Linked DNA regions of Homo sapiens: regions 1 and 2 are each linked to region 3. The links are chromatin contacts, found by Hi-C or POLR2A ChIA-PET in ENCODE. All regions are on one chromosome and are shown on one strand. The core of a region is the stretch at or near the end of the contact, and the rest is flanking DNA. Distances in the headings are between cores, read along the strand shown.

Region 1 (3,083 bases), core at 109-2,608, 83 kb after region 3:
CTACTTCAGAGGCTGAGGTGGGAGGACGGTTTGAATCCTGGAGGTGGAGGCTGCAGTGAGCAGAGATGGTTCCACTGTACTCCAGCCTTGGCAACAGAGTGAGACCCTGTCTCAAAAAAATATGCATTTTAGGTATATTTACCCCACACACACACATACAAATAGGCCAGTGCAAGATGAGCCAGAAGAGAGCTGCTTCGTTCAGTCTGAGTGACTAAGAGTGATGATGCCATCCACCCAGACAGGAAGCAGACCGGGTGAGCGGGTTTGTGGGGAGAGATGAGGTCAGCTCTCAGAGGTGACAACGCTCCTAATGATCAAACCCTCAGTAGAGGCCCACTGTGCCCGCATGGGAGGTGCTTTGCCCCCACCTCCCTCAGCCTTGCAAGGTGAAGGCTCTTGCTTTCATTTCACAGGGAAGCTAACGGTGTTTAGCCAGTATGACCCAGATTTGTCCAGCCCACTGTGCCTGTCTGGGTTCGGGTGCTGAGGGCCATTCCTTGTGATGCGGCCAGCAAGCAAGGGGCGACCTGGAGCTGAGAGAGGAGGTGAGAGTCAGAGGAGCTGCAACATTTCCTGCACTGAGATCCTGGTAAAGCCACAGGCATGGCTTGGCCCCCGCAGGAAGGAAGCAAGAGGGAGAGAAGGGGGAAGCCCTACATGTAAGACACTCTCTCTACTGAGTCCTGCCGATCACAGCAGCTCCTCCTGGAGAAATGTCCACCCCAGTGTCGCCAAGTTAAGACCTCGGCCTTGCTCAGCACCTGCCCAGCAGCTGATGCTAGGACCTCTGCCAAGCATGAGGAGAGGAGCCAGCTCAGAGTGACTCATTGTACATCAGCCTGGCTCCATGGATCCGGATCAACGCCCTGGACCTCACCTGGCAGTGAGGAACCAGTGGGAAGAGAGGTGCGTGCTGGACTCCACTGGACAGCACGTAGTCTCTCGGTGGAAGCAAAGACACCAGCCTTGCACCGAGCCAGCCCAGCCAGGGAAGAGTGGAGAGGAGGCAAGGCTGGGGGCTGGTGGGTGACTGTGTAATTCCCAAGCCAGGTGAAAATCTGTACAGGTTTTGAGGAGGAGGTCACTTCTCAGCTCCAAATAATAGAAGCATCCAGAAGGAAATAACCAGAGGCTTCTGCCAATTGATCTGGAGACTGGGAAAAGGTCCCACAGTTATTAATAACCTCTGTGTTCTGGGAACTGATTTCATGCACCAGACAAAGGGATTAAAAAGTTGCTGGTGAAGGCAAAGTGGTTTCAGCCAAAGCTCTCCTTTCTGTCTCCCAATAAATGAGCATTTTTCTCCACAGAAACCCTTAGAGCTGATTGGCCCTTTGACAAATCTGGTGAGCTGGGAGCTGTGTGGCTGATTGGCATATTTTGATAACCACTCTGTCGTCGTGAAGCACTTTCTTCCGGCAACCCCCATTTCACTCGCTCTGAGTATGGGGGTGAAAACAGTTGCTTCTGTAGCTTCTGAAAAAAAGCTGAGGATGGAGCCCACTCCTGGCCTGAGCCCTTAGAAGCATGTCCTATAGGAATCCTGGAAGAGAGACACTATATTAATTAATCCTTCAAAGTTAATGCAATGAACTTCAACTCGTACAACAGAGTTGTGGTGATGCTGTTACACAGCTGCCCTTCACAGGTATTGGGCCCACTCAGTAAGGGGATACAAATAAATAGGTTAAGATCTGAGAGACTGTTAGAGAGACGGCTTCCTGTAGAGACAGTGTTAGAAACCACAGTCAGGGCTGGGCACGGTGGCTCACGCCTGTAATCCCAGCACTTTGGGAGGCCAAGGCTGGCGGATCATGAGGTCAGGAGTTCAAGACTAGCCTGGCCAACATGGCGAAACCCTGTCTCTACTAAAAAAAATACAAAAATTAGCCAGGCGTGGTGGCAGGTGCCTGTAATCCCAGCTACTCGAGAGGCTGAGGCAGGAGAATCACTTGAACCTGGGAGGTGGAGGTTGCAGAGAGCCAAGATTGTGCCATTGCTCTCCAGCCTGGGCGACAAGAGACAAGAGCAAGACTCTGTCTCAAAACAAACAAACAAACAAACAAACAAACAAAAAAACCAAAGTCAGCACAGTTAGTTTGCTCACTTACTAAACTATGAGCAACTTGAAGGAAGGGTAAGTGTCTCACCCATATCCATACCCATATCTGACAGTGCCCATCAAGATTAGCTGCTTTGTAAATTAATAATAATTGAATGCTGTTGTGACATGGTGTTATTTCAAAAGACAACCAGCCACTACTTACAACTCCATTCCTGTGATAATATATTTCCTGGTCTCAGCCAAGGAGATAAGAACTGAAACTGCCTTTGCAAAATTATGACTGAGACAGTGAAAGAGATCTAACTTCACCGACTCCATCTTCCTTCTAACTTCTAAGCTATCCTTGTTCTTTCCTGGGCATAGGCTAAACTAACTTTGGGAGAAACTTAGTTTATAGTTTAAACAAAGATGGTAACAGCCCTTTCCCAAGCTGACCTCCTTCTTGCCTGAGGACTAGATTGCCTTTGTAGTACTAACACTAGCTACAAGATTAGAAATTGTGGTTTAGGAGTCATGCAGCTGGAGGCTACAAGATTCTGACCCTCCCTACCCTGCTCCTAAGATCAGTGCCTGAGATATTCTTCAGACCCTGCACTTGATGGATCAGCTGGCACCACCCAGATCAATAAACTGGCTCATCTGATCTTGTGGTCCCCATCCATGAACTGACTCAGCACAAGAAGACAGCTTCCACTCCCTATGATTTCATCTCTGACCTGCCCAATCAGCACTCTTGGCTCACTGGCTTCCCCTCACCCACCAAATTATCTTTAAAAGCTCTGCATGGCCAATGCTGGGCACGGTGGCTCACACCTGTAATCCCAGCACTTTGGGAGGCTGAGGCGGGTGGATCACGAGGTCAGGAGATCGAGACCATCCTGGCTAACACGGTGAAACCCCGTCTCTACTAAAAATACAAAAAATTAGTCTGGCGTGGTGGCAGGCGCCTGTAGTCCCAGCTACTTGGGAGGCTGAGGCAGGAGAATGGCGTGAACCCGGGAGGCGGAGCTTGCAG
Region 2 (2,947 bases), core at 97-2,596, 100 kb after region 3:
GACAAGAGCAAAACTCCGTCTCAAGAAAAAAAAAAAAATTAGCCGGGCCTCATGCAAGTTCCCATAGTTTCAGCTACTCAGGAGGCCAAGGTGGGAGGATCACCTTAGGCCAGGAGTTCGAGGCTGCAGTGAGCTATTATCATGCTACTGCACTCTAGCCAGGGCGACACAGTGAGATCCTGTCTCTAAAAACCAATACAAACCAAACCAAACCAAAACTGCTTTGGCCATGCACAGCGGCTCACGCCTATAATCCCAGCATTTTGGGAGGTCAAGGTGGGAGGACTGCTTGAGGCCAGGAATTGGAGACCAGCCTGGGCAATATAGTGAGACTCCATCTCTATATAAAATAAATAAATAAATAAATAATTTGCCCATAAATATTGTAAAATTAATCGAAGTTATATTTCTTCATCTTTATACACAAATTCATAAGGTAAATATTTTCATGGTTCATGTCATTGGAATGTTGTATTGCTGGTGACCCAAACCCATTTGGTAAATATATTTTCACCAATTGTCAATTATTGGAAAGATGTTTCCTAAGCACCAAATTGCTTAAGGGGCATTTGATAGTGGTAGTTTCTGTCCTGTAGTAGTGTAGACATTGGTGGGCTGAGGCCGGGCGCAGTGGCTCACACCTGTAATCCCAGCACTCTGGGAGGCCGAGGCAGGTGGATCACCTGAGGTCACGAGTTCAAGACCAGCCTGGCCAACATGGTGAAACCCCGTCTGTACTAAAAATACAAAATTAGCCAGGTGTCGTGTCGGGTGCTTGTAATCTCAGCTATTCAGGAGGCTGAGGCAGGAGAATCGCTTGAACCTGGGAGGCGGAAGCTGCAGTGAACCGAGATCGCACCAGTGCACTCCAGCCTGGGTAAAAGAGTGAGACTCCAGCCGTGCACAGTGGCTCATGCCTGTAATCACAGTACTTTGGGAGGCCGAGGCGGGTGGATCACCTGAGGTCAGGAGTTCAAGACCAGCCTGGCCAATGTGGTGAAGCCCCATCTCTACTAAAAAGGCAAAAATTGGCTGGGCGTGGTGGCAGGCACCTGTAATCCCAGCTACTCGGGAGGCTGAGGTAGGAGAGTTACTTGAGCCCAGGAGATGGAGGTTGCAGTGAGCCGAGATTGCGCTACTGCACTCCAGCCTGGGCAACAGAGCAAGACTCCATCTCAAAAAAAAAAAAGTTAACACTAGGGTATAAACCCCTTTAATAATTTTGGATTTTTGCCAATCTCTTTAAGTGCAATGAGTTAACTGTAGATTTTCTCTGCCTGCTTCAACCTTCTCAGAAGCTGGGACCTCAGGTTCATGCCACCGTGCCAGGCTGACTGTAAATTTCAAGTGCCTGGGATCTATTGCCACCTAGCGTTATATTGCTCTGAGTTATTTCAAGGCTGAGCATTTAAGAATAGAAATCTTGTTAGCCTTCTTCATTCCATGTGTGTCCCAGTGCCCCATTTCTGCTCCCAATTCATAAAGTCACTAGGTCCCTCTACCAATAACTTGGAGAAGAAAAACAAAACAGCAAAAAAGGAAAGTCAGCCAGGCGCGGTGGCTCACGCCTGTAATCCCAGCACTTTGGGAGGCTGAGGTGGGTGGATCACTCGAGGTCAGGAGTTTGAAACCATCCTGGCTAACATGGTGAAGCCCTGTCTCTATTAAAAATACAAAAGTTAGCCAAGTGTGGGGGCAGGCGCCTGTAATCCCAGCGACTCGGGAGGCTGAGGCAGGAGAATCGCTTGAACCAGGGAGGTGAGGGTTGCAGTGAGCTGAGATCACACTACTGCACTCCAGCCTAGGCATCACAGCGAGACTGTCTCAAAAAAAACAACAACAACAAAGGAAAGTCACTAGGTCTTGTCTTTTACTTCTCCCTGTTTTTTGTTTGTTTATTTTTAGAGAGGGGGGTCTTGCTCTCTTACCCAGATTGGAGTGCAGTGGTCCCCTCCAGTGCTCACTGGTGTCTCAAACTCCTGGGCTCACGCAATCCTTCCATCTCATCTCAGCCTCCCAAAGTGCTGGGATGACAGGCGTGAAGCATTGACCCCAGCCCTTTTCCTTTCCATGGCCACGAATAATCTAGCATTTATGCTAATCTCACTGAAAGTAAACTTTAAGAACTTGAGTCAGTTCAACTGGGTCACCATAGACAATCTGTGGGCAAGCTACCTAAGCTCCCTGGGCTTCAGTTTACTCATCTGCAACATTACATATGCAAACATGTAATAAACATTAATTATTATTGCATACTTCATGTTATGCCTGAGTCCTTTTTTTATTTTTATTTTTTGAGATGGAGTTTCGCCCTGTCACCCAGGCTGGAGTGCAGTGGCGCGATCTTGGCTCACTGCAACCTCTGCCTCCCAGGTTCAAGCAATTCTCCTGCCTCAGCCTCCCAAGTAGATGGGATTACAGGCACCCACCACCACGCGTGGCTAATTTTTTTGTATTTTTAGCAGACAAGGGGTTTCCCCCATGCTGGCCAGGCTGGTCTTGAACTCCTGACCTCATGATCCGCCTGCCTCAGCCTCCCAAAGTGCTGGGATTACAGGTATGAGCCCCTGTGCCCGGCCGCCTGAGTCCTTAAATGGAGTACAAGCGTTGAAAAGTCATTATTACTTCCTATTTTATGGTCAAAAGGCAGAAATTAGGTTTCTCTATGACAATTCAGGCTGATTGTTTTAAGAGATTTTTCTTTTTTTTGGGTCAGTCTTGCTCTGTCACCCAGGCTGGAGTACAGTGGCATGATCTCAGCTTACTGCAACCTTGGCTTCCCAGGTTCAAGTGATTCTCCTGCCTCAGCCTCCTGAGTAGCTGGGATTACAGGCATGTGCCACCACGCCTGGCTGATTTTTTTTTTTTTTTTTGACACAGAATTTCACTCCAGTTGCCCAGGCTGGAGTGTGGTGGCATGATCTTGGCTCACTGCAACCTCTGCCTC
Region 3 (2,833 bases), core at 110-2,609:
AGAGTATCAAGAAGGAATTAAATTACCAGCACCAGTTAATCAATAACCACATTAAAAAATCTCCCTGGGGCCAGGTGCGGTCGCTCACGCCTGTAATCTCAACACTTTGGGAGGCCAGGGCGGGTGGATCACCTGAGGTCAGGAGTTCGAGAACAGCCTGGCCAACATGGTGAAACCCCGTCTCTACTAAAAATACAAAAATTAGCCAGGCATGGTGGCAGGCGCCTGTAATCCCAGCTACTCGGGAGGCTGAGACAATAGAATCGCTTGAACCTGGGAGGCGGAGGTTGCAGTGAGCAGAGATTGCACCATTGCACTCCAGCCTGGCAACAAAGAGCAAAACTCTGTCTCAAAAAAATAAAAAATAAAAATCTCCCTGGAAAACAGGGTTGAAATTTAAAGCCAATAGGTTGATAATTTAAAGCCAGTTCTGGAAGAAGGTATGGTAGTTTCATGCCAGAAAGAAGGTATGATAGTTTAAAGCCAGAAATTAGCAGGATCTACTCACACTAAGTCAGCATATTTCTATCAATAAGACAATCTTTTCTGTATTAGGATGATTTCTGCAACAATTACAATATGATCGAAAACGAAGAAAGACGCGCTGCCATGCCCTGCCAGCAGGAAGTCTGTTCTTAGTCTACCTGTTCCTTCTGTCCTTTCCTTCTCTTTTTTCTCCCTCCCACTGTCCCACTCATTTTGAGGCCCACACATTCACTCAGTGAGCAAGCATTTACTCTGACAGGTATTGAACTATGCTAACTACTAAAAATCACAAAACTTTGTAGAGACTTCATCAAGGCCTTCAAGAAGGTCACTGCCTGAAAGAAGAAAGAGACAAACACAGTCAAAATAGTATGGGGACAAGTCTTAAACCAGAAGTTTGCAGAAAATGCTGTAGGTAGAAGAGGAAGGAAGATAAAACTGCCTGAGGGAACTCAGTAATGCTTCAACTGGGAATTGCAAGGATGGGGCACTGCACCTACCAACTAAGCTAAGCACCAAGCAGCTCAGCACCGGGGCAGCCCCAGCTTTCATTTGTCAGTCACAGGTCCTTCCCTGTCTTCCACTGCAGACTCACACTCCAGTCTCCCTGACTCCCTCCCTATCTCCTCTCAGCTTCCTTAATGGTTTCAGCACCCACACAGATGACAACAACTCCTCCTTTCTGCCTCCTCAGACCTATAACCTTCCAGTTGTCTGCTCCCAGGAATCAGCGATCTCTCCTCCGCTAGCTCATTCCCAGCAGCTTGTAAATGTCCTCTAAATCACTCATCTTACAAAGGCCCTCTCTTGAGCTCACATGCCTTTCATCAATGACACCATCAACAGTGAAGCTTCTTTAAGCCGTTGTCTACACCAGCCAGCTCCACTGATGCACACTTCCTGTCCCCTCCACAGACCCTCTGATCTGGCTTCACTTGCTCACTCCACAAGAGCAGCTCTTGTCAGAATCACCAGTGACAGCCATGTTGGCAAATCCAAGGAAGACTTTTCTGTACTTAACAAACTACACCACTCAGCAGCAATCCAAAGTCGATCGCCCCTTCCTTCTTCAAAAATTCCCTACTTGTGTGAAAACAAATGCTTATGCCTTCTTGCTACTTCTCTGGTTGCATCTACTAATTCATCTCTCATCTCTACCCACCTTCCAGATCTCTGTTGGTGGGCTCAGTCCAATGCCTCTTGTCCCCTCACACTGCTCACTCCAAAATAACCAGCATCCATTCCCATGCTTATAAACTGATGTCTCCCAAATTTGTATCTCCAAGCCAAATACCTCTGAGCTCTAGTCATATACGCTGGCCTCCTTTTGGTTCCAAACTCTTTACTACTTCAGGGCTTTTGCTTATGTTGTTCCTTCTGCCAAAAACTCTCCTTACACCTATATTGGCCCGGCTATTCTTTTTCATCTTTCAGACTTCAGCTCAAATGCTAGCTCCTCAGAGACCCATTGGAAGGCCATTCTAGGGGTACTCCCTTGTCACTGCATGCTGTTCTCTACTTTCAAGCACTTAAGGTGCAATTCTACCACGTATTTACTGTCTGATTTCCCAACAGGACTGTCAGCCTCAAGAAGGTAGGGACCTAACTATATTTTGTTCACCTAATGCCTATAATGCCTGTTGCAAACAAGGTACTCCAGAAATACTCGTCCAAAGAATAAAGTTTGCTTGGGCTGAAAATCAAAGGACAAACAGTCACTGGCAGTCATAAGTTGAGTTCCATTCTTTCTTAGAAGTAGAGGTAAGGGAGAAGGTAGAAAACATCACAAGTAAAAGGAATGTGCAAATACATATGGACAAAGCACAGACGCAAGAGTGTGCGGCCTGTTCAGAGGAAACAAGCAGTCTAGAAAGATCACAGAACTGGTTCCCAACCTGTAAACATTGCTGATCCTCACTCCTGGGATGAAAGGGGAAACTTATTAGAAGGATGTCTGATAATTATTCCATACATACACCAAGAATTATCTATACAGACAAAATATCATATTCATATGTTTTAATACTGAGAAAGTATTCATATTTTTCAAGCTTACCTTTATGCATTATGAATGTATTATGAATTTTTTAATGCAAAAATAATATAAAAAGTGTTTCTAAATTCTTAATTTGATGTTTTTATTTCAATTAACAAATACTAGAAATTCTACTAGAGTTCTCTAGCTCTGTAATTCTAGATACTAAGAAGATGAAATAATTCTCGAAAAGCCTGTAAAATACCAGTCAGGCATACAACAGAAAGACTGTACAGAAATAAGGCCCAACAGTCCATTTCTTGCACCAAAAGTCAACAGTGCTTTGGTCTTGCAGGGAAATCTATACAAGTC

Evidence for each region. A loop is a pair of places that touch in the nucleus more often than their neighbours do. ChIA-PET counts read pairs that join two places held with the same protein, here RNA polymerase II (POLR2A). Pooled maps may share reads with other maps.
Region 1: a pooled map shows a loop between it and region 3 (1.9-fold over the local background). The contact joins two enhancer-like sites. A Hi-C loop is called at or near these places in 2 of 50 pooled maps. POLR2A ChIA-PET finds 5 or more read pairs at or near these places in 6 of 52 experiments (BJ, Caco-2, H1 and 3 more).
Region 2: a pooled map shows a loop between it and region 3 (2.3-fold over the local background). The contact joins two enhancer-like sites. A Hi-C loop is called at or near these places in 2 of 168 maps with a recorded cell type or tissue (heart right ventricle and prostate gland) and 3 of 50 pooled maps. POLR2A ChIA-PET finds 5 or more read pairs at or near these places in 7 of 52 experiments (BJ, Caco-2, HEK293T and 4 more).

What each region holds. Positions count from the first base shown.
Region 1 is chr2:121,699,318-121,702,400 of GRCh38, forward strand. The region is part of intron 2 of NIFK-AS1 (NIFK antisense RNA 1); the gene reads left to right. Among named protein-coding and RNA genes, the nearest start is that of NIFK, 36 kb to the right of the region's middle. RefSeq lists enhancers at 381-500, 658-1,157. Within about 2 kb of position 1,359, at least 19 of the 41 ENCODE cell types and tissues checked have a DNase peak (open chromatin) inside an H3K27ac peak, as active enhancers do.
Region 2 is chr2:121,717,550-121,720,496 of GRCh38, forward strand. All of the region lies in intron 3 of NIFK-AS1 (NIFK antisense RNA 1), which reads left to right. Among named protein-coding and RNA genes, the nearest start is that of NIFK, 18 kb to the right of the region's middle. Within about 2 kb of position 1,347, at least 5 of the 41 ENCODE cell types and tissues checked have a DNase peak (open chromatin) inside an H3K27ac peak, as active enhancers do.
Region 3 is chr2:121,616,097-121,618,929 of GRCh38, forward strand. All of the region lies in intron 1 of CLASP1 (cytoplasmic linker associated protein 1), which reads right to left. Among named protein-coding and RNA genes, the nearest start is that of CLASP1, 32 kb to the right of the region's middle. RefSeq lists an enhancer at 1,610-1,659. Within about 2 kb of position 1,360, at least 4 of the 41 ENCODE cell types and tissues checked have a DNase peak (open chromatin) inside an H3K27ac peak, as active enhancers do.